3 separate regions of the Mus musculus genome follow, and all the other regions are linked to region 1. The links are chromatin loops, found by intact Hi-C in ENCODE. Cell type or tissue: heart. All regions are shown on one strand.

The links. A loop is a pair of places that touch in the nucleus more often than their neighbours do. Peaks named below come from ENCODE experiments on the same cell type or tissue, not always from the same donor. Only the 100,000 strongest peaks of a DNase experiment are listed, where the experiment ranks them.
Region 2: a loop joins it to region 1, with 5 times the contacts of the local background. A loop is called at or near these places in 10 of 42 quality-filtered maps.
Region 3: a loop joins it to region 1, with 7 times the contacts of the local background. A loop is called at or near these places in 5 of 42 quality-filtered maps.

Annotation. Positions count from the first base shown.
Region 1 is chr8:82,859,325-82,867,324 of GRCm38, forward strand. Rnf150 (ring finger protein 150) reads left to right here and starts at 4,032. Exons shown (of 7, transcript NM_177378.4): 1 at 4,032-5,166. The coding sequence starts at 4,686. In heart, a CTCF peak has its summit at 3,861 (motif pointing right); DNase peaks (open chromatin) are centred at 3,927, 4,277, 4,387 and 5,177; H3K4me3 peaks cover 2,353 bases; H3K27ac peaks cover 1,383 bases; H3K27me3 peaks cover 354 bases.
Region 2 is chr8:82,963,627-82,971,626 of GRCm38, forward strand. All of the region lies in intron 1 of Rnf150 (ring finger protein 150), which reads left to right. Among named protein-coding and RNA genes, the nearest start is that of Rnf150, 100 kb to the left of the region's middle. In heart, no CTCF peak of the experiment used is centred here; a DNase peak (open chromatin) is centred at 4,745; H3K27ac peaks cover 2,405 bases.
Region 3 is chr8:83,045,823-83,053,822 of GRCm38, forward strand. The region is part of intron 6 of Rnf150 (ring finger protein 150); the gene reads left to right. Among named protein-coding and RNA genes, the nearest start is that of Tbc1d9, 120 kb to the right of the region's middle. In heart, no CTCF peak of the experiment used is centred here; DNase peaks (open chromatin) are centred at 1,299, 3,499 and 4,009.

The DNA.
Region 1 (8,000 bases):
GAAGTTGTTTGGAAAGTTTCCGGTAAGAGCAAAGAAGCCCAGATGAAACCTCAACAGTTTATCAAGGGCTGTAACAGAAAGAGGTCAATTGATAAGCCAGAGTAGTGAAACAAAATAGCTATTTTAGCGGGTCTACTGTTCTGAAATTTGAGAATTTGATAAAAACACAAAGGAGGAAGACATAGATAGTATTAGTATAGTGTTATGCTCAAAAGAATGCTTCTGGGGCCTTCCATTTGTATCCAATGTGCTTGTATCAGGAATCAGAGAAATTGCTGGACTGTGAGCATTCTTACACTCCCATCTGCAGAATACATGGTCTCAGAGCAGCAAAGCAGCCCACCCTTGGTGGCAAGACACCTAGGAAAGCCATCATTTTCCCTAAGAGAGAAAATGAGGTAGGCCTGATGGCCTGAAAACAAGAACAGAGAATTAGGCAGAGGCAAAGGAAGTGAAGTTATAAATCAGAGTAAAATTAAGAAACTGGGAAATATCAGAGACAAGAGCCTATGGAGCAATTGCATTGTCCTTAAAACCATAGCCCCAGCCGAGTTCTGGAGAGAAAGTCCTTCTCCCAGGTATGCCAGGCTTTTTACCTCAGGGAAGCTACTCTACTTCTTTTAGTTAATGCTGCTGTAAAGCTGGAGTGAGGAACTAAGCACCAAGCAAGGCAGTCTATATATGAGCTTAGAATAGCACCTGTCTTATGGTCCAGTCCTCAGAAACCTCAGCTCCTTGTTAGTATGTAACACTTAATACTTACAAACGCCTACTCTAAGCCAGGCACTGTGGCAGATGCTTGGACCCGAAGTACTAGTAGGAAACCCAGCTGGTTCTTCTGAGATTATCATCACTAAATGTGTGAAATGGAATCAATCTAACTTGAACACTCCTGTTTTTTTTTCTATCTAAACCTAGAATTATTATTCTCACTGTGTTATTCTGATATGTATGTTTTTAGATCTGACAAACCAACATTCAGCATTCATTTGGATTACTACATCTGATAGTAAAATCTTTGATCATATCAAAGTCCTCTGAGCATCCAGAAGAGCACAGCCGCATAAAAGAGAGAGGTGACCATCCCCTGAGAGGGCAACTTAGGATGGTCTGACTTTCAAAGGTTTTGCTTTAGGCAAGTATTATGTTTTCGGTATCCCAACAATGCTCTGTGGTATTGGATGGCTTTTTCCCCTTCCATAGCCTCACTGAATATGTTTTGAAAGATTTCTTTTGTTTTCAGGCAGATCAAGTTATCTAAGAGTTTATTATAATAAAAGATACATGCTAATGAATGATCATCAATGTTGTTAGGTGGGACTGATCGATCAAGATAAATTTTTTTGAAGTAAGACAAAAGAAACCCAGACGTCGAAACTTCTATACATATGACCTCTATTAAATTATTAAGGTATGTACGTAAAGCCATAGTAAATTGTATTTGTAAATGACATAACTCACTTTGTAAAATGTCTAAGGTCAGAGTCTCTTTGAGCATGTTGGATACAATGGTGGTGAGACTCAGTATGGTTGCCAAGGTGGAGAGTGTCTACAGAAAATCCACTTGGCTGGTGCTCAGAGAACCGAGTACCCTCCACTCCTCAGTGTGGCTGCTCTTTGCTTCTGACTCAGACCCAAACCTCCTGAAAATCTGCTACCTCCACCAAGGAGTCCTCCAGAAACTTGGACTGGTAGAGAGTCCTCCTGTTGGGACTCATCACTGTTACTATTTTTAAGAATTTCTTAAAGAGCCCCCTTTACTTTGGTGCTTCATGAAGCCAACCTTAAAAACACAATTTGGCAATCTTATTAGTGTGACAATAACAAAAATTCTTCACATGCTCTGATCTAATCTTCCATAACCTAATAATGTGGCAAGCTGCACCAAACTGCCATCTTGGTGACTCTGGTGACCTAAAACCGAATACATCTAAAGCGGTTGATTCTTAAACCCAAAGTGCCCCTTGCAATCTTGGTCATCTTACAAAATGACAACTCTAGTTTGTAAATAAGTGAATCTGTTGGGTTTTTTTTTCCTTTCCTGTACCCTGCTACTTGAATGACAATTCTGAGACTAATTATTTGCTAATAAATGCCTAGGCCATAAGCCATGACTCACTCCCTAACTAGCTCATAACTTATTTAATCCATTCACACTATTCTGTTTTCCTCATGATTAGTTACCTCTCCTTCAGTCCCAGGCTGCTTCTTCCTTATCTTCTTTCTTAGCATCTCTCTGGAATCTCTCTTTATTCTCTCCCTGTTTTCCAGAATCCTCTCTCTTCCTGCCAATGTCCCACTTTCCACTTCCTGCCTCAGCTCATTGGCCATAAGCCTTTATTTATTGACAGGTGATGCATCTAAGAGATTCTCTACACCAGTTGCTTCCTGACTTCTGTATTTTCCTTACCACCCTCACCAAAGCATCAGAGAACAGTGCCTACCCCACCTCCAGAGCCCCCACGAGCCAGTCACTCCACTCCACCTCCAGAGCCCCCCACGAGCCAGTCACTCCACTCCACCTCCAGAGCCCCCCATGAGCCAGTCACTCCTTAGCATGCTCTGCCATTTCCTCAGCATGCGTTTCTCTTGGCTTTCCCCCCAGATTATTTTTGCAGCTCCTTAAGTGCCCTCCTTGCTTCTATCCTTCCTCCAGTACTGTCAGAATAAAACTTTGATGTTCTCATATAACACCACATTTTTCTGTCCAGACATCTCCCAGGAATCTTCCTCTCACCCAGATTAAACTGCAAGGCCACTTAGAATCTTCCCACCATTAATCCCATCTCATTCTTTCCATCGCTCATCTCTCTCCACCCCTGATGAGCTCACTATGGCTTCTGAACACATCAAACACCAACCTGTCTGATCTATTGTACCTACAACTCCTTCCTATTACCAACAACTGGTCCCCTAATAATCATTCAAGTCCTTCGTCCTTTGAGGATTATATTTAGACATAGGATATATCCAGAATCCATCTTCTGTTTTGTGATGTCCAGACCTAGGATGTGTATATTGTGACAAAAACTGCTGGGCTTCTCAGTGCTTCTCGAGAGGCACAGGAAAGAGAACCAGGTGGAAGATATAATGTAAATCATTAAGCACTACCATATTTGTGTATGTATAAATAAGTAGACATTTTATATTACTGGTTTCTGAAACTACAGAAACCATTAATGAGGAAGTGTAACAACCAACCAGATATCTAATTGTTAAAGAATTCTGCTATTAGAACACGACTCTAGGAAACTGTTCTCCACTGGTTTCTTTTAATCTCTGTCACAACTGGAAAACACAGCTTAAAATGGTAACGAACACACACACACACACACACACACACACACACACACACACATACCACCTACTGACGCTGTGAATCCTCTAAGGCAGGGCTATTAGAGTGGGAATGGAGGCAAAATGTCTCAATCTTAAAGTATGAGGAGAGGTCCATTTTCTAAGAAAACTAACGCCATGCCATGAGCTGGCTTCCAGAGCAGAGGAAAAGAAGTCACTTTTACCCACACCACAGACTGGTCCTTAGACCAGCAGAGTGTGCATCACCAAGGACCCCACCCCTGACTTAATAAATGTGAAATTCTCCTGAATTCATGCTGATCAGTCCTGGTTTAAAACTGGAATTCTGACAGCCACTGTCCTAAATATTCAGGTCTGGGGGGGCGGGGGGGAGGGGCCTCATGACCAATCAGTGCTGGGATAAATACCAGAGAACTCTCTGCACATCTTCCAGCAAACGGAAATGCTGTTCCAGAGAGGTTCCTACACTTTGCTGTATTTAAGACTCCCTCAATTAATTGTTCCCAATTCAAAGGCCTGAAGGTCCTTTTTACCTTTTGCCCGCAACTGTCGAAGCCTGAATTTGAGGCCCAGCAGAGGTCGCTGACGCCCAGGAAGAGAGACAGAGTGAGCGTTGCAAGGGGAGCCCAGGAGCTTTGACATCATACTAAGCTCCTCCTTGCACGCGCACATCACACACACACACACACACACACACACACACACACACACACACACACACACACACACACACACAAATACAGACACACACAAAACGCTGTATCCCTCTCCTCACGCTCTCCCCCATCCCATCTGCCCCGTACCTCCCCCTCCCTCGGCAAGTGAGTGTCCCGGGCGTAGCCACCTAGTCTGGCCAGAAGCGCAGCGCCTACTGCCCATGGGAACCCACGCATAACAGGAGCGACCTCCGCGTCTGCAGCGGGACCGATAGTCCCAGCACCGAGGATCTCCAGCACCCCACCCCCGCCCCGCTCGGCCGCGACAAGCAGAGCCGCCACCCCTTCCAAACCCGAGGACCCCGCCACCTCTATGAGAGAAGGCGACACGGGGCAAAGGAACAGGACGCCTGGCAGCCGGACTCCCCCGCAAGTGCGCGGCGCCCGCTCCGCGACCGCGCCGCGATCACCCGGGAAGCCCGATGCCAGCGCCGCGCTTCGGCTGAGAGGGGACAGGGCGGGTTTCTCCCGCTCGTCCCGGATCCGGTCTCCGCAGCGTCTGCGCGTCCCAGCCGGAGCTCCGCCGGCCAGGGAGTGAGTCGCAGCGACAGGAGAACCAGAGTGGCTGCCCGGGGTTGGCCGGGGCAGGGAAAGGAGGGACGGAGCGGGGGGAGGGCGCAGGGGGCGGGGAGGGGACCCCGGAGGAGAGAGATGACAATGTCTCTCATCCAAGCGTGCCGCAGTCTGGCTCTCTCAACATGGCTGCTTTCCTTTTGTTTCGTGCATCTGCTCTGCCTGGACTTCACCGTGGCGGAGAAGGAGGAATGGTACACCGCCTTCGTGAACATCACCTATTTGGAGCCCGAGCCCGGGGCCGCGGTGGCGGGCAGCGGTGGCGGCGCGGAGCTGCACACGGAGAAGAGCGAGTGCGGGCGATACGGGGAGCACTCGCCCAAGCAGGACGCGCGCGGCGAGGTGGTCATGGCCAGCTCGGCCCAAGACCGCCTGGCTTGCGACCCCAACACCAAGTTCGCCGCGCCGGCCCACGGCAAGCACTGGATAGCCCTCATCCCCAAGGGCAACTGCACGTACAGGGATAAGATCCGGAACGCGTTCCTGCAGAACGCCTCCGCTGTGGTCATCTTTAACGTGGGCTCCAACACAAACGAGACCATCACCATGCCCCACGCAGGTGAGCAACCCGGGGGGTGCCTGGCGGACGTGGGGGAGGGGAGCCCGAGAAGCGTCTAGGGAGATCTAGCACCGCCTCCGGGGCACCTCTGGCTGAGAAGTCCGTGCAGCACCAGAGACCAGTCTCTTATGTATGAACCTATTAAGTTTTGTTGTGCGTCGCTTGGGGGACAGGTTACAAGCATGAGAGGTTTCAGTATGTTGGGGGAGTATCGGAGAGTCTGGTTCGGGAGAGGGTTCAAGCTGTGGAGTGTCTTCTCCCAGGAGAATTTGGAAAGTGAGATTTGGGAAACAGGGCTGAGATATTGTTCTTGTTAGTGACCCGTTTCAGCACCTGTTTGGAACCGGAAGTTCTAATAACTTGTCTCTGCGCTTCGTTGTGTGTATCAGATATACATACCTGGTGCAAGTGTTTGTGTATCAAGAGGCAGGTCAACTTACCTGTCTGCAGCTGACCATCGGCAAACTGCTCTCCCAAGTCAGGTTTCAGCCCTTCTCAGGAGCCCTTCCCCTTGCTGGGACCATAAGTAAATAATATTCAAAGCTCTGCCAGGTTGTCATCTAGAGAGATGGACTGACGGGGAGCATGGGTGAAACATTGCAATGCCCAACAAGCCAAGAATAGCCACAACGTTAGAATTACTTTCTACTGCTGTGTTGTCTTCTGCCTGCATCTGGTTTCGAGATGCACTCAAGAAAGACCTTTGTCAGTGACCACAGGGGCCAGACTAAAAATAAGCATGATTGCCCCAATTCAACACAGTCTATAAACAGTGTTTTCGTGAGAGAAGTAACAGAAGCAACAAGACTATGTTATTCATATTTATTAGCACAGGCCACTGGTTATAGGAAACTGCCTTCTTTGAGCGCAAGCTCATGCAGAGGCACCTGAGAGGTGGGTCCTTTTTTCCCTCACAGCATTTCCTGCAAGCAGGATGTGGGAGAAATGACTGGAGTGTCGTTCTGGGCAGAGTCATCCAATCAGAACAATTGTTGCAATTAAAGCCCAAGCTTCTAATAAGCAAAGAACTGGGATGGAACATGCAGATTGGCTGTACGTGCAGACATATTTTCTATAGAGACAGATCTCTCTTTCAAGAGTTCATAGCATCTATTCGTGAAATATACAATTAGTTTGCCCAGAGTAACCAACACCAGCTGTTGTAGTCAAGGGCATTTGTTAACTTTCTGGAAAACAGGTTGGGAGGCAAAATGAAAAATGAGCCAGAAAACAGCATGGTTTTCATGAGGAGAAACCGTTACCTTCTTAGAAAACTTCTGACCCTGCACGTTAGAGACATTTGCTGTATTTCCTTGAGCACAATCACTCTCCCAGGGAGAGACCTGCACTCTGACCTTGAGTCATAGGGCCCCTGCTTAAACTTGATCTCCAAGGATATTTGCACTATGGAAGAGTATCCAAGTCATGTAAGGCATCTTTCAATTAACATTTAATATGGAAAATATAGATTCAGGGAGTGGGAAGCAGGGCATGCAGGAGTTATTCTGGGATCTGTAAACACCAAGGTTCCATAGTGAAATTTAAGGGTTCCATAAATGTTTTTCTGTGTGTGAGCGTGGAATCTTAAGCTGAGCTTCTCTGTGCACAGCACAATAGTTATCGTTTGTCCCTGTCTAAGAAACCGCTTTCAGAACAGCAGACACACTGGATCAATTAATGGCTCACCAGTCTTGAAGAAAACTATAATTTGATTTTCTACACAAAGGATGCTTAAGGCATACTAAGAAGGAAAGGGTTGGTGATAGTCTAAAAGTTAATGTAATATTTCTCCATGCCAAAATAAAATAAAAGTTGTGTCTGCTGTTATTTTTGATCTCCCTGTTATGCCTTGGACACATTCCCACATTAGTCAGAGGGGGAGACTTCTACAGGACTGTGATTCGTGTGACCAAGGTGAGCATATGAGTTTCACTGTCAATCAATGTCCTACACTTTCTTCTAGGGCCTGAAGGCTCAACTTTCTCCTCATTAAATATGAGTCAGACCTGGGAATTCACTTAGGAAACCATATACAGGCTAGATGTTGATGGAATATGGTTATTTAGTGAGCTCAGATTGCAGGGCACCAGGGGACATGGTTGTGGCCTTTTTAATCCAGTCCCTGAGTTTAGAGGAAAATCAAAAGCTAATATTTGCCATACTTCTCCATCAATGCCCTGATTTGAGGAGACAACAGCTTGGGGGAGAGAAGGCTTGGGTTTAGAATTTTGGAGCCTACATATAGTGTTTATCATCTGCTGTGATAGAGCCCTAATTACCAGACAGAAACAAATTCAACTAAATAAATTATTTCTTCCATCCTTCTCTCTTCTTTCTCTCTCTCTCTCTCTCTCTCTCTCTCTCTCTCTCTCTCTCTCTCTCTCTCTCTCTCTCTCCCCTCTCTTCTACCACTCCCTCTCTCTCCCCTCTCTCCCATCCCTTTTCTTTTTCCTTTCTTTTTTCTTCTTTTTTTTTGTTTTGTTTTGTTTTGTTTTGTTTTGTTTAGAGACAGGGTTTCTCTGTGTAGCCCTGGCTGTCCTGGAACTCACTCTGTAGACCAGGCTGGCCTCAAACTCAGAAATCTGCCTGCCTCTGCCTCCTGAGTGCTGGGATTAAAGGCATACGCCACCACTGCCCAGCTTCCCACCCCTTTTCTGTTCCCCCTCTCTCTTCCCCCTCCCTATCGCCCTTTCTCTTCATCCCTCTCTCTCCTGTGTGCCTTCTTTCAGTTTCTTCTTTTTCTGAATCCATGGTTTTGAAAATCTTCCATAACTGCTTCCTCCCTCTCTTCCTCCCTCCCTCCCTCCTTTCCTCCCTCCCTCCCTCCGTTCCTC
Region 2 (8,000 bases), 100 kb after region 1:
ACTGCTGAATCACAGGCTCTAGCCTTTTGTTGACCAGCTAAATTGGGAAGAGGGTTCACATGGCATCATTTGAGTATGTGAGGATCTGCTCTTCAGGAGCAACTGCATCTTGAGGAACCAGTATTTAGCATTAGAATACAAGCAGCATCAGAGCAATCCACTACAGGATGGATTAAATGTGGCCATGGGTGGGCTCTGCTCTCCCCTTTCACCTCTCCTAAGAGATTTGCACCGTGTACCCATGTCTTCCTGAAGGATGGCACCATGTAAGATGATAATATACTGTGCGTTTGCCTCTTATAAATAGTCCCATAGCCTGTCTTTGCCTTCCTTTTCAAAATCCAGTCCTTAACAACTCTCAGAGTTGGAACATTGCGTAGTAAGTAATTTTGTGTAGAAACAAGTTCTGCCATCTCTGAGTTACAGTGGCTTTAGTGTGGTGATGACAGATCTGACTCTTGATTCATCCTTTCAACTCATTGGTCTTCCTGGCAGTGGTAGGCATTGCTTCCAGTGCTGAGTCTGTGCTACCTAGGCAAGTGCTCTACCACTGAGCTTTGTCCCAGCTCTTGCATTTTGGAGACGGACTCTTGGTGCATAGGTCAGACTACCCAGTGCAGCAGGACACCAAGTATGTTGTGACTACTGCAAGTAATGTTTCCTCTAACATTACAACTAAGAAAACTCTGTTGAGATCACTGAAGCTGACTTTTGCTATTGAGAAGATGGTGGATCCATGAGGGTGGGGAACTCTGGGTGACAGGGCTGAAACAGGAGCCCAACTTCCTCCTAGACTTCCCTCAGTTTACCCTACCACATTACAGCTGCCTCTACCTTGCTTAATAGTTTTGCACCTTGTTGAAATTTAATTCCTATTTCCTGGGGATCTACAGCCACCCTATATGAAAAGTTTAGCAATTTATCATGGCAGGGGCTGGGGGGGTAGATTAAATAGGAACATTTTCAGTGCCATCCCAAGAAGGACATACATCCTCTGATGTGAGAAGCATATTGAATAACTCACGAGGAAGTGTTTTCATAAGACAGAAATAGTGAGTGTTTATATAACCACATGGTTTTCACCCAGGCTCTTAATGGTTTAGTGTGGCACAGCTTGAGACTGAGAAGAGGAAGGAGGTAAGGACAGCAGATGGATAAGGGTTGACATCATAGATCTGTTCTTAGGATGGGAGAGTGTTGATGGAGCTAAGATAGGAATCAGATAACCTGATCTGGTGAGCACTTCATCATGAACAAGTTGTGCATACGCTCCTACACTGACAGAGGTGGAGGTGGGAGGGTGGGGTGGGGGAAGGGCACAAAGGAAACCCTGGTTGAGAACCATTTCTGAGGCTCAAAATTCTATCTCAGTAAGTATTCTGCTTTGACTACCATATTGTCTGTAATGAAGTTAATTGGGACCAAGATATTGTATTCCCCAACCTAAAATGGGAACTCAAGCTAGGAACAAGTTTTAGTTGCTCTGCTGGTCATTATTATAAATATAAAACAGATAGAAACACACATACACACACATGCACACACACGCACACACAAATGTTGTATGGAATGAGTAAATTTAACACCAGAAAGGTGCACAAAGCTGCATTCCACACTGCTTAAAATCCTCTTTGGCAAAAGCATTCATAAATATTATTTTATAAAATCAGGAGAGATTTAAGTTATTAACGTCATTCTTAGAATTTAATTCTCTGCCCTTAAAACCATATTTTTAACAACAAACACGTCATTATCAGAGCCCTCTTCCTACTGTGTACACTCATACCTTATTTTGTGTGTACTGATGAATTTGGTCGGAGGCATTTTCACTTCTTGCCAGTTGTTTCCCTTGTTTGAAGAATTTCAGAAGCACACACTATATGGAGATGATCCACAAAGTGCCTAGGAATTTAGCTGGAGAGATGACGCCTCCTTCTGTCAGTTTCATCAGAACCCTCGGCCCTTCTTTGGTCTCTGCAGGCTTTGCTTTGAGAATTGCAGAAGAGGTCCGTGGAAGTTCTACCCTCATCAAGTCACCCCTCATCATAAAGAAGATGCACTTTAGATTTTGAGCAGCTAAGGAGTAAAATGTTCAATTTTTAGGGAACCTGTCCTAACTGAAACACAGCAGACTGGAGCGCTTCGTCTCCTCCACTTCTTCTCTATTTCCTCCACTAAACAAACCAACTCCCACGCTCATTGCTAACATAAATAACACGTCTGTACATTTGGATTTTGTTATAAAGCCAGGTGGTGACAAGCAGAAAAACAATCAGTGGGAAACTCCAAAAAGCAAACTAAGGAGCAAACAAAACTGTCTTAAATTAGGCTTTGTCTTTATCTTGTACAACTAAAAGGTGGGAAATGCAAATCTCTACCAAGGACTGAACATGAGATTTAGGAATTGAAAAAGCCAAGGAAAGTGTACTGTAATCATGAGCCAGAATTTGTGACCTATGAGAAGTCTGAAATGGTCTGACAAAAAGTCAGGAGGGAGGATCTAAATTAAACAACACGCAAGAGAAAGACGAGGACAGATGCTGGGAGAGTCAGCTTTGATGGTACAACACAGAATTTAGTTCGTTCTGCATTTTTTACAAATAGACTTTCAAGGGTGTGCTGGCTTTGTACAAGTATTGGCATAAGCAGGAGAGACAGTTCAGCATAAACTTAATGGACACAGATATGGGAAATATATGGCTTGTACCTTAATGGGTGAGTCTGCATTTCGGATATTTATTTAGCACCACTATTAAAATAGAAATAAAACTGGGATGATCTTTAGTTCTTTGCCCCGGTAGCAACATTAAAGGCTACAGATAAATTGCCACTATGAGAGTCATTCCTTAGTACTTATTACACTCTGCATCCTGAAGAGCTCAACTGAAGTTGTTCTCTATTATCATTCTAAATATATTTTATATTATTTACATTTGCTGCTTTTTGTGGTTCTAGCAAATTAAAAGGAAGAAAACCCAGAGGGAAAGCATTTATCCAAATAAAATTCTCTTGACCATTCAAACAAAATTTACATTGAAAGACAAGATTTTAGCAGGGTGGTGGTGCCTCATGCCTTTAATCCCAGTACTCAGAAGGCATAGGCAGGCAGATTTCTGTGAGTTCGAGGCCAGCCTGATCTACAGAGGGGGCTCTAACATAGTCAGGGCTGGTACACAGAAAAACCCTGTCTCGAGGGAAAAAACAAAATTACGATTTTAGGAAAGTACATATTTGGCTTGTAAGGAGACAGTTAAAACTACACTCCTATTTCCTTTGTCTTGAGATTAGAGTAAGGCAAGAACCAAGTCAGAATTTTGGAATCAAAAAAGGTACTGTACACATCTGAACACATCTGGACACTAGACACATGTGGACATTGGTGTCTATTCCAATGTCTGTTGATTTATACATGAAAATTTTATTGCCTTTTCTTTTCATCTCCTGAAGGAGTTGTTAGTCCATTGCCAATATGTTAACTTGTTATTTTTCAAACATAATATATTTTATTGGTAAACCATGTCTTTTTGTTCGTTGAGAATACAATAATGATTCAAAGAGGAAAACACTTCCATTCAGAGTTCTACAAATTTTTCAAGATTAAAAATTATAATCAAAACTATCATGGCTCAACAAGTAAAGGCACTTACTGCTGCTAAGCCTGACGGCCTGAGTTCAATACTTTGGACCTATGTGGTGGAGAGCAGTCTCCCACAAGTTGTCCTCTGACTTCCAAATCAAATGTTTGCCATGGCATGCACATGAGCACGTATGGTCACACACATACACACAAATGAGTAAATGCAAATTTAAAAACACTGTAGCTGGTGAAGGAATCCTATGCACATAAGACAAGAAAAGACTGTCAGGGTGGCAAATGTTCAGGAGTGAAGAGGTTTCCCAAGAAGAGGCCTAGGAAAAAATCCACCAAGCTCACCTCAGCAAAGCAGGAGAGAAAGGAAGCAGATGATCAAGCTAACAGGAAAGCAAGGGGGGGGTTAAGAGGGAGCAGTAAGACCTGAACACAGGCTGTCTAGATCCAGCAATGCAGTTTTCCATACGATCTTCTGAATTTGGAAGCCAAGGAAGGACACGCCCTCCAGTAGCCGCATGTGCAGGCTGAGTGAAGGCGGCCATAAAGGATAATCTTTCTCATTAGTAAATTGGACTGTGTGTTCACATCTGTCCATTCCCTTAACGTTCTCATAAAGGATGTGTTTTTCTCAGATATGAAGTGATAGAAATAAAATATCCTAGACAAGATTCATAAAAGCACGTGGTGCACAGAACACAGGCAAAGTGGTTTATTCAGACGGGCTTCCCGCCTCCACACCCTCCAGCTTCATTATGACAGTGTTTAGTGCCAGAGACCACAGCAAGTCTGGGTGGATCTGTGCCGTCTGGGGTCTTGGATCTGCTCATCAGAGCAGTCACATACTTCTTTGGGGTGGGGGGTGAATGTTCGCCTAGCTCCACCTCTCTCCCTGGGCCAACTGCAAGGATAGCTATGCCGTTGTCTGTTAGTGAGACAGAGCATGTTCTCACTGCTTTTCCTTGAAGGGCTGAAATTTCTGAATACTTTCAGTGGGACACATGCCTTGCCTACCTTGAGGACAGTAAGTGGACTCTGGCAGTGGCAACTACTGGTTTGCAAACTGAAGTAGCTCTCTCATGGAGTGGGAACTCCTGCTTACAAGCTGCTGTTTATAGTTCACAAGTATGAAGCTGCACTATTTTTGGAAGCTGTCTTGGCAGTGCATGCTTTATCTGTGTGTCATGGATCCCACATCCCATGAGCTGGAAGAAGCAGAGAGATATGCCTGAGAAAAGTATGGTCAAAGAGGCTGATAGCAGAGCATTGTATTTGAGAGCTGCCAGATCAGCAGGTGGGACCCTGACCTCCCCTTCTTCATACTGTCAGTCTAATTTAACAGTGCCCCTCTGTAGGTCAGGGCAGTTAGCCCTCCCCGCAAGCTCAGCTGACCTCTGGCGAGAGGACTACTCTTCTCCCTAGTCATGTCTTCTCAGGCTGCCTGACTACACAATACCAGAGATGGGTGGCTTGTTTTCTATAACAGAACCCAATGACCCATAAAGCTCATAAGGACCTTGAGCTAGGCAGTTTTGTTTTGCACTGATAACTTCCTGAGTCCACCTCAACAGGGAGACTTCACAGAGAGCTTTATGTGTGAGTACTTCCTACATAGAAGTCAGATACTTTAATTTTCTGGTGTGTGTGTGTGTGTGTGTGTGTGTGTGTGTGTGTGTGTGTGTGTGTGCACCTCTGTGGTTGTCAGTTGCTAAGAGTCAGGTTGCTCTGTAGAAAGTCTTGTGCACCTGTCCAGGATAGAAGATTCGGTGTTTCCCAGTGTGTCTGGAAAGGAGGATTCTGAGTGGATGCCCATTGCGATGAGATGGTTTCCTGCAAGTGAGGAAGTATGTGTAGCTTCACTGCCTCTGTGTCTCACATTCTGGAACATTCTCACTGCCCCGTTACCCCAGTTCAAACTCCCTCTCCAAGGTATTTCCCCACTGATGTCTTTATTGATGCCCTTTTGCTCCTGGTTTGTGCCCACAATGAGCATTTGCTACCTGGCGTCAAGTAGCCTGACTCTGGGACTCCCCAGCCACTTCTTAATATGGTTTTGCCCCTCAGGTATTTCTGGGGTAACTTTAACATCCATGAATTCTTCCCTCATCGACCTTCTGAACTAGCAGACACAGTGGTTGTCTCTGTGGAAGTCCAGGTGCAGCTGTGAAGTAGAAGAGCTAGGGTGTTTTAAGCATTCCTGATCATCAAGTTTTCTTTCCACTGTGGTACATAATACTACAGTTCCTCTTAACTGGGAGAAATTAAGTATTGGTAAGGAGATTCAGACTGATGGAGAAATGATTCCATTTTGTTAGGTCCCTGCAAAAACAGGGAGCAACTTTGAATAGTAAGTGCTCCTTTTTGCCACTCTGCTGAGCCTCACAAAGGGATCACCTGCCTTTTGCCAGGTGGAACCTTTCCTTATCTTTTCATTGGTGAGATTTCCTTACTCTCAGAACTGTTGACCTTGATCTCTTTTAAGTGTGGTTTTGTCCTGTGTCCAGCTACCACAATAAGGTCACCCTTTGATATTACCCTCTGGCTTCAGATCATTAGGGCTGGTTCAATAGGCAATGCTGTCTCTCTCTCTCTCTCTCTCTCTCTCTCTCTCTCTCTCTCTGTGTGTGTGTGTGTGTGTGTGTGTGTGTGTGTGTGTGTGTGTGTGTGTGTGTGTCTGACTGTCAATATGTTTTCATAAATAAGCCTTCTAGTCAGTATCACCCTCGCCATGGTCCTGTGTTCTTTGCTGTCTGTCGTGCACTTAATGGCTTGGGGCTCTAGCATCCACTCCTGTCAAAGCCCTGTCCTTTGTCTAGCAGACAACCGTCACTCCTAGTGTGGGGAGATGCAGCTGCAGCTTTCAGTCTGGACCCCTTGTGAATCCTGCAGGGAGCTCAGCAGAGAGCATGGCAGCCAGAGCAGGGAGTGGGTGTGGCTTCAGGATTTGCCAGGGCTCTTGAATTTCCTCTTGGCTCCAGCCTTTCCAGGTGTTTCTTTTAGAGGGGTAGGAAGCATGTGTGTGTGTGTGCCTTGCTGTGGTTATGAGGCCTTGGGGAAGCTGAGACGGAGTAGGTAATTATTTGAAAGTTGACACTGGTAGTGGCTATTTTTAGGCCTAACAAGGCAACTCATAACTGTTATGCCAGCAGTATCCACACATATAACCTTGGTTTATGCCAAAGTGGACCAGGCCCATGGTCCTTCCTGGGCAGGGTTTATGATATGTGTCTGCCTTTCTTAGAATTCTCTACCCAAGAGCATGTTTGTGGCTGAATACTGGCTGCTGCACTGGAAGTATCTCCTTTTGAGGGGAAAGGAATCAAGGAGATGGTTCTCCATCTCAGCACTGAGGAATACGGGCTGAGTGTCTCTGAAGTCAGCTCTTATCCCAATCCAAGTAGACCTTAGGAAATCATAATCTTAATTTCCCATCCACATAGACAGTCCATGTCTAAAGCTGGGGAAACGAGGGGACTTCACTGTGGTTGGGGAGATCTCGAAGGCTGTACCTACTCCTGTGAGATTTTTTTTCCAGAAATATACGCCACTAACACCCTTGACTGTGGCCAGAGTAATGACAGCTTAAATGCAGTCTTTGTCATGTTCAGTTCAAAGGTACTTCATGGATACGATGAAGTTAGAACTTGAGATGATCCTGTAATTATAAGAACTCCTATAAAAGAGAGACAAGAAGTTCAGAGAGAGTGCGAGAATGAAATAGGAAAAAGGAAATGGGTCACAGTGATGTGGCTCCAAGCTGAAGCACATAAGCCACGTCTGGGAGCTGGATAGCTAGGAAAACAACCTCCGTCAGAGCTTCACAGAGAAGCACTGTCCTGCCTGCCCCTTGGTTGGCACTGCTGGTTTCGTAGTCTGAACTTCTGATGCAGTAAGATAATAGTTTGTGGGTTTACGTGATGCTTTCATGTATGGCGCCCCCTGGGCTGTATCATTCTGTGGGCCTCGTCTTCTCACAGGAGCAAGAGCAATACGGCCCAGTAAGACCACCCTGTGGGGGGATGGGAGGGCTGGAGAGATGGTTCGCTTTTCTCACAGAGGATCAGGGTCTAGTTCTCAGCACCAGGTGGCTTACTACACCCTACACCAATTCCTCATACTTGCCACCTTCACACAGTGCCAGAGGGATCCCTCTTGCACTAGATATGCACATAATAAGTAATAGATTTAGTCACTTTTCATAAACAACACTTCAACCCAGCATGGTGGCACACACCTTTAGTCCCAGCACTCAGGAGGCAGAGGCAGGTGAATCTCTGTAAGTTCAAGTCAACCTGGTCACATAGTGAATTCCAGGACCACCAAGAATACATAGAGAGACCCTGTATCAAGCAAACAAACATGCCTTCACTTCTTGTGGCTCCTGAACATACCCACCCCAAAGGAAGTCTAA
Region 3 (8,000 bases), 190 kb after region 1:
GCCCTCTTCAAATAAATCAGTAAGTGAGCAACCATAACCCCGCTGCTGAACGCATGCTGATTGCTGTTTTCACCAGCTCCGTGATGCTGTCTGACACTTTGGACTCAGTGCTTCATGCTTGGGGTTCAGTGTAGAGGGCCATGGGTGTGGCTCCAAGTTCAATCCCTGGAACAACAAGCAAAAGCAAGCAGATGGGACGATACTGCTGTAAGGCTCAAACAAACAGTCAAATGGAGACCTTGGTATCAAACTAAACTCTCTGTCCTTACATCTGCACAAGCCAGAGAATTGCAGAAAATAAAGAGCTAGTAGCAGCTAACAAATCCATAGCAACAGGCCCCAGCCAGCACTCTTTGAAGCCTATTTCATACAGTTGTTCCCAGCAGTCTTGTGAGGTAAATATTATCTTTCTTTCATTGATTCAAATGTAGAGATCCTGAGAGATGGATGGAATTGACCAGTGTTCATACTCTAGTGACAGGTGTATCTGGAATTCAAAACAAGCCACTGGCTCCTTACATACAGTCAGATGATATATAGGGTGGAGTCAGGGAATGCACCCTGGCTGGCTCACTTCCCATGTAGTATAGTTATTCACCTCTTGCCTCTTCAAGCATCCTAGAAGTTCCACACTTCGCTCAGCTGCATCGGCACTGTCATTCCTACCTCCCTTCCCCTAGGCAAACAGAGCTGATGGCTGTGCTAGGTCCCGCCAGGACCTAGCGGGAAAATGTACGCAGATTGCCACCAAAGATGTCATCAAAGGATCATCTTCAGCTCCCAGAAAAGGGGGAGAAAGTAAACAAAGCATTTACAAAGTCATGAAGTGCCTGGCTTGCAACTGGGGAAGGGGAGTCTCCGTTATCTGTTCTCAGTGCTCCTGATGGCCTAGTTGTTGTCATCTTGCCACAGCAGTCCACACCACGTTCTTTCTCCTTTGACCTCATTTTTAAGTCCTGTGGGTGGGAGTTCAGATGTCCCTTGCTACACTCTACCTGCAGGCCTGATCGTGCCAAAACCTTTGCCTCTTGCTCCCAAGCGCTGGTTGCCGATGTTGGGTTTGCTTTCACTGAGGGAAAAGGTGTCCTAGGAACAAAGGGAAACACAGCTAAACAGTCATCCCCATGTGTTTGGGGACTCCGGAGAGGAGCTAGAGAATGGCGCTGAGGGAGACGACTGTACCTTCCCAAATCCCTCGCGCTCCGGTTGGCATCGCCCCAGGAAATTCTGAAACCTTCCCTTTAATTTTCAAAGGGTTGTTGACTCCACAGTCTGCTTCCTTCCTTCCTTCCCCTTTGAAGCACTCCAAAGGCCTGTGATAATGCTGAGCTTCAGAAGGCTGCCTAAGGACTGTGATCCACTTGCCAGCCTGCTGCAGCCCGCCTCAGCCAGTCCAGGGGGAGAAGGACAGAGACAGGCAGAAGTGTGCGATCTCAGATGCCCAGCACAGTCTGAAAAGCACTTGGCCTGACCAGAAGTGATGCCTTTCAGGCCTTGGAGAAGCAATATGTGTGAGTGGGTGCGGAGACTAACAGAACTTAGCCAACTAAAGTATAAGGTGAAATGGGTTTCCTTTGCTAACTTCCCTTCAACCTTGGTCCACACAGGACCTGTGACAACTTCAGGATGTATTTTTATTTCTGTTTTACTGACCAGTAAAATGTATGGCTTGAGTAGACCACCCCAGTCCACCACTGCCCCTGGGTGAGTATTCCAGCAGACCCAAACATGGACTATTTCCTAACTTGACAATTAAGAGACTCAAAGCCAAATTAAAAGAAAAACTTTGTTTCCTTCTGTGCCCTTTCCATTCCAACTCCTGTACCCCACAATCAATCTGTGTTGATTGCTCTCTAGCGTTGGTCTCTGAATCCTGTGCACACCAGAGTCAGTTGGTAACCAGTGTTTCTTGCGGCCTCTCGTCCTTTCAGGAGTTCCTCTGAGACAGAGTATCAATGCAGGTGCACACATGCCACAGTGTGCGGACATCAGATGTGTGTGGGCTCCCTTTACATTCCTTGAGGCAGGTCTCACAGTGAGCTGCTGCTTTGTGTGACAGGCTAGCTGTCCTGTGAGCTTCAGGAGTTCTATGTCTCCAACTCCAGCTTTCTGTAGGAGCATCAGGATTAAAAAGGTGAGCTACCAAGTCCAGCTTTTTACATGGGCTCAACCTCAGGTCCTCACTGTACACAGCAAGTGTTTGACCCACTGAAGTATCTCCCCAGCCCTTTTCTCCTGCTTCCTTGCTACCAACATCTTTTTGGGAGAAACTAAGACAGGAATAGTCTCACAAAAGAAATGCCTGGGTGTGTTAATACTCTCTGTGGGCTGCATATTTAACCGATGTCTCCTCATTTAAAAAGTCAGTCATTAGATGGAGAATAGACTTACACACATGCCTGCCCCCCCATGTGTATTATGTGCACAAGCACGTGTGTGCCATTCATACTTTCCAAACTGCGTTCACAAGAGGGAAATTATTGCTGACCATAGGAACTGCAGTATTTAAAGTGGCTGTAACACATGAGCTCTAGCTATTGTCACAGGGACCAGCCTGGATCCTCCAGAGACACATGCCTCAAACTAATTATAGAGAAAACTTCCACAGACTTTTTTCGGAGTAAATGTTTCTCTCTGAAATGACTCCCTGTCTCTGATCCAGGGAAAAACTCAACAGACAGCTCTCTAGAGACTCTTCACACTGAAAAGTGTCTTTTTTTGTTTTTTGTTGTTGGTTCCTAGTGACATTCACTTCTGTTTTTGAAGTCCCATGATTTTTTTTAATGACCACTTGATGAACTACTTGTAATTATCATCACTGGAAATGGCCCGAGGCCTGCTCTGACCTCAATTGAACATAAACACAAGAGTCGGGGTTGTAATACGGACTTTCCCAGGGAGCCTGACCTTGAACTCTGGGCATCTAGTCACTTAGAGAGTGCTGGTATGAACATCCATCACATTATAGTTCAGATAGGCAACTCTACTTCACTGCTTTTGAAAAGTAGCCTTTCAGGCTCTGTGTGAGTATAAGATATACTCATGTGCTCAGAAGTAAAGGCACGGAAAATTAAGCAAGCCACTTGTACAACGGGGTTGCCGGTGTGAGTGGCTCTAGCCGCTTTCTCTCTGGCACTAAAACCAGAAATGTCAGAGTAGCTATCCTCCACTACAGAAATCACCCCATGGCTTGATTTCCCTCTGTGTCCATAAGATACACATTTTCTGGGGCCAAGACGAGCACTTTAATTTGTGTGCATGTTCCACTGTGGCACACAAAAGAATCAATCAGCTCGCCTCAGATGAGGGACCCCACGACCAGCCCCTCTCCAGGAAACCGGCAAGCCACAGTGGAGTACTTTTATACAAAGTGAAGTGTCTGCAGCTGGAGACTCCGCTCCAGACAAGTCTCCAAGTGTCCATGTGTCAGGTCCCTAGAGCAGCATCAGCCCTCAGCTCTCCAGCTCAGGGGCAGTCTCAGCAGAGGCACAGCTGTGGTGGAGAGCAGAGAGCCTTGCGGCCAGCAAATGCCTAAATCATCAAGTGCACCCAGATGGAGGCCCCCAGTCCTCAATCCACGGGGCTTTCCACAACAACATTCCTCCTCAATGAAAAACACTTGCCAATCTCGGAAAGTCTACTCAGGGCCAGACTCCCAGGATTTTCCAGTCTTGTGTGTCTGCTGTCTCTGCCCGGGAAAATTAACAATCCACAGATTCACAAACAGTCCGAGAGAAAATTAATTCATTTCAACCGCAGATTGCCACTTGAAGTGCTGTGCCTAGATCTTACACAAGATCCATCTAGAAGAAATCTGTCCTCCGGAGAGATTGCACAGACAGATTAATCCCTTTTGTTGCTGGGATTTTTTTTTCTTTTGTCTCAGATGCTCTGAGCTTCTCACAGACAGTACCATCTCTAATTTGGTTAATTCCTCATGATGCTGCCTCATGGTTCAGCAGCTGTTACCAGAGCAAGCTGGGGACAGGGCCAAGGAGCAGAGTTGTACTTTTACAAAACTGTTACCCTGAGCAGGAAGTCAGCAGCCCTGTTGGGGCTGGCTGGAAAACATACAGGCAGGTCCATGCCTCCTGGGTGTCCCAACAGCACCAGATATACACATTATAACAGGCATGCATGCACACACACACACCACACACACACACACACACACACACACACACACACACACACACACACACCACATTCCTGTTTGCACTTCAGTTGTCAAATCATGCCAAAGTTCTGTCAGTTGGAGAGTGAGAAAAAGGCAGCGTCAGCTGAGGAGGCTTTTGGTTGAAGTGACGATCAGGTAAGGATCGGCTCTAACAGTTCAGAGGCTGGGGGTCCAGTAAGTCACAGAATTACAGAGGGAAAAGTCAACAAATGGCGACACTCCAGGAGCTACTTATGGTAACAGATACCAAGGGAAGACTGTTAGCCCCAGGCAGGAAATTGAGCCTTATTCCTAGTTTGGTCTCTGGTAATTGCTGTGATCTTAGGCAAGTCATGTACCCTCTTTTCTCCTGGGCAATTACACCAACAGATGGTCCCTGAGAACATTTGCAGGCCTGTAGCTCTGTTTATAGGCAGCATCCACATCTCAGAAGGACTTTGATCCTCACTTGCCATCTCAAGAGTACATATTGAATGTATGGGTAGATGGATGGGTGGAAGAATAGGTAGATAATGAATGGATGATAGATATAGATGACTGATGGATGGGTGATATGTGGGTGGATGGATGGATGGATACAGTAGATTTGTTGTTGTTTTTTGTTTGTTTTTAAGGCATTATTTCTCTTTGTGTATCCCTGGCTGTCCTGCAACTTGCTCTATAGACCAGGATGGCCTTGAACTCATAGAGATCTTCTTGCCTCTGCTCTCAACTGCTAAAATTAAAGGCTTGTGCCACCACTACCTCGATATAGTGAATTTAAGGTAACCAACAGTAGTAATTGAAAATGAGGGAGATTGTATTATGGCACATACAATGTTATTTTGCCTGCTAGTCAAAAATTAAATATATCTTCCAGGGGCACTCAAGCTGGAGCACATATCCCTATAATTCCTATGCAATGACACTGTGACCCTGTTTCTCATGAGACAGAGGTATACAATGATAAACTAGTCCTAAGTCATAAGCAAGGAGGAGGATGACTAATGCCTTGTGAAAATGGACTGGTGATTTATTATTTATAGTCATTGACGTGGTGCATACTACACAGTAGAGATGGGAGTAAGAGCGGTGGGGAGAGGTGAAGGAGCAGAGGCAGCAGCAGGGGAGTTGCCCTGGAGAAAGGCTCCTAACTGCACATTAATTTCCGCAAGAACCTTAGAAATGTCATGAGACCAAATGCTCAGCACCTACTTCATGAAGCTCTTTGGTCTTGTTTTGGATTGTCAGGGTGATTCTTAATGCTTTATATTACTCCAGAAATTAATACAGGATGTAAAGATGGCCCACCAAGGGAGAAATTTGCCATTGTGTTAACTTCACATCTTTTGATGTTTTTGTTGTTGTTTGCACGTGTGTGCACATGTGTGTCCATGGGGTGTGTGTCCATGTGCATGTGTGTGCATGCATGTGTTTGTGTGTGTGGTGCATGCACACATGTGTGTGGATATGGAGGATGCCAGATGTCCTACTCTATCAATCTTTGACTTGACTTCTTCCCTTGATAAAGGGTCTCTCACTGAGCCTGGAGGTAGGCTGGGAGCCACCAAGCACCAGTCATCCTCCTGTCCCCACCTCTCGAAGACCTGGGGTTAGAGGCAGGAGCAGGGCCACACCCAGGTTTTTATGTGGGGTTAAAGGTCAGGTCCTTATGATTACATATCAAGCACTCACTGAGCCATCTCCCCCATCCCTGAAATTTCTTGATAGACTATTCATGTTTCCCCAAGGCCTAATAGCTGTTAAGCTAGATTCTAAACCTTTTGCTTGTAGCATTGAGAACTGATATCACCCCGTCCTTCTCAGAATTGTATTTGCTCTAGAGAGACCAGCAGGCATGCTTATAGTGGCTTATCTTTTCACTAATTGATCATGAACAACTACGGAGACATTAACTACAGTCCTTAAGAGCATGAGGTCATTTAAAATACCGCCTTCCTCGTAGCATCACCTGCAGTGAAACCTCTCAGGTCATCAGAGTTATCATTGCTCAGCCCACCAATCAATCAGCAACCCATTAGAGTCAGTTCCTAGGTTATCCAAAGGCCTGCTCCATGCAGAGCTCTCTCTGCGTGACTTGAGTAGCCCAGATCTGAAAGGCTTGGGAGCCACATGTTGTGGATTTCCATTTTTTTTAATTCAGATTTTGGAAGACTGTTTGCATATACATAAAATGGTATCTTTGGAAACGGACCCATATCTAACCATGAAATACCTTCATGGTTTTTATATGTTGTGCTCCCACAGAGCCTAGTCCAATGTGTTCAGTGTGCCTGCTTATGGATTGTCAGATGTGGAAGTCTCCACCTATGGCATTATGCAAGCACTGAGAAAAATGCAGATGTCTTGCATTTCATATTTGGGGCAGAATGATGTTCAGACATATTTAATAGATAGGCGTTCAACCTGTAACCTCAGGTGGTTATTTGAGCACACTAACCTAGGACAGCTGATTTATGGATTCACCAGGCAGTTCAAATCTGCCAGGTTTTGTTCTTTGCTGTAATTAAAAAAAAAAAAGTTAAAAACTCCCATTGATATACATCTCCAAATTTAGAGCAAACAAGTTCACACAGACACATAGAAGAAACAAAACAACCTCTAAAAATATCTAATTCATTGGTGGTCCTTACTAAAATTTATGCCTCCCTTTGGGATGAAAGAATTGCAAGAAACACTTCTAGAGAAAAGAAAATAGATCGCGCTCTAATGATTTAACCAAACTCTCCTCCCCATATCTATGCAGGGCCCACGTGTGATTTCATCAGTTGGAATACCTGCTCTCTAGTCTAGCCATGTCTGGGACTGTTGGGATGAGTAGAGACAGACTTCCATACTCCAAAAGCTTCCCTTAGAGTATACACCAGTATTCAAAGTGAAAGTCAATCCCAATGCCCTATGTCTATATATGCCCTTGCACACACTGATGCACACATGTACAAATGGCCATCCAGAGACGGCCCCACCTAGAGATCCATACCATATATAGTTGCCAAACCTGGAAGCTATTTCAGATGCCAGGAAGTGATGCTGACATGAGCCTTGATATGGCTGTCTCCTGAGAGGCTCTGCCAGAGCCTGACAAATACAGAGGCGTATGCTCTCAGCCAACCATTGGACTGGTCCCAAATGGAGTAGTTGGAGAAGGGACTAAAGGAGCTGAAGGGGTTTGCAGCTACATGTGGGGAGCAACAGTGTCAGCCAGCCAGACCACCATTACCCCACCCCCGTCAGACCCCCCAGAGCTCCCGGGGACTGGACCACCAACCAAAGAGTACACATGGAGGGACCCTTGATTTCGGCTGCATATGTGGCAGAGGGTGGCCTTATTGGACATCAGTGGGAGGAGCCACCCTTGGGTCTGAGGGGATGCGATGCCCCAGTATGGGAATGCCAGGGCAGGAAGGCAGGAGTGGGTGGGTGGGAGGGGGAGAACTATCATAGAGGCAGGGGAAAAGAGGATGGGATAGAGGGTTTCCAGAGGGGAGACCTGGAAAGGGGATAACATTTGACATGTAAATAAAGAAAATATCCAAGAAAAGGGGAAAAAAAACAAGAAAAAAATGTGCACACAAACCACACCAAATGTCCACATATATGCACACTCACACACGTGCATGTATGGTTTTGCTTATCCAAATTCTCTTACTGCAGCTCTGATGAGAGCCAACATTTAAATACCGCAGGGTTTGCAAATGAACCTGAATTCTGACCTTGGCAATCTGGATGTGCATTCTTTCCTCCTGGCAACAGCTGATCCCCGCAGTCATGGCAGCTCTCATGAGACGAGCCATGTCTTCTGCAGTTGCCTGTGGATTTGCAA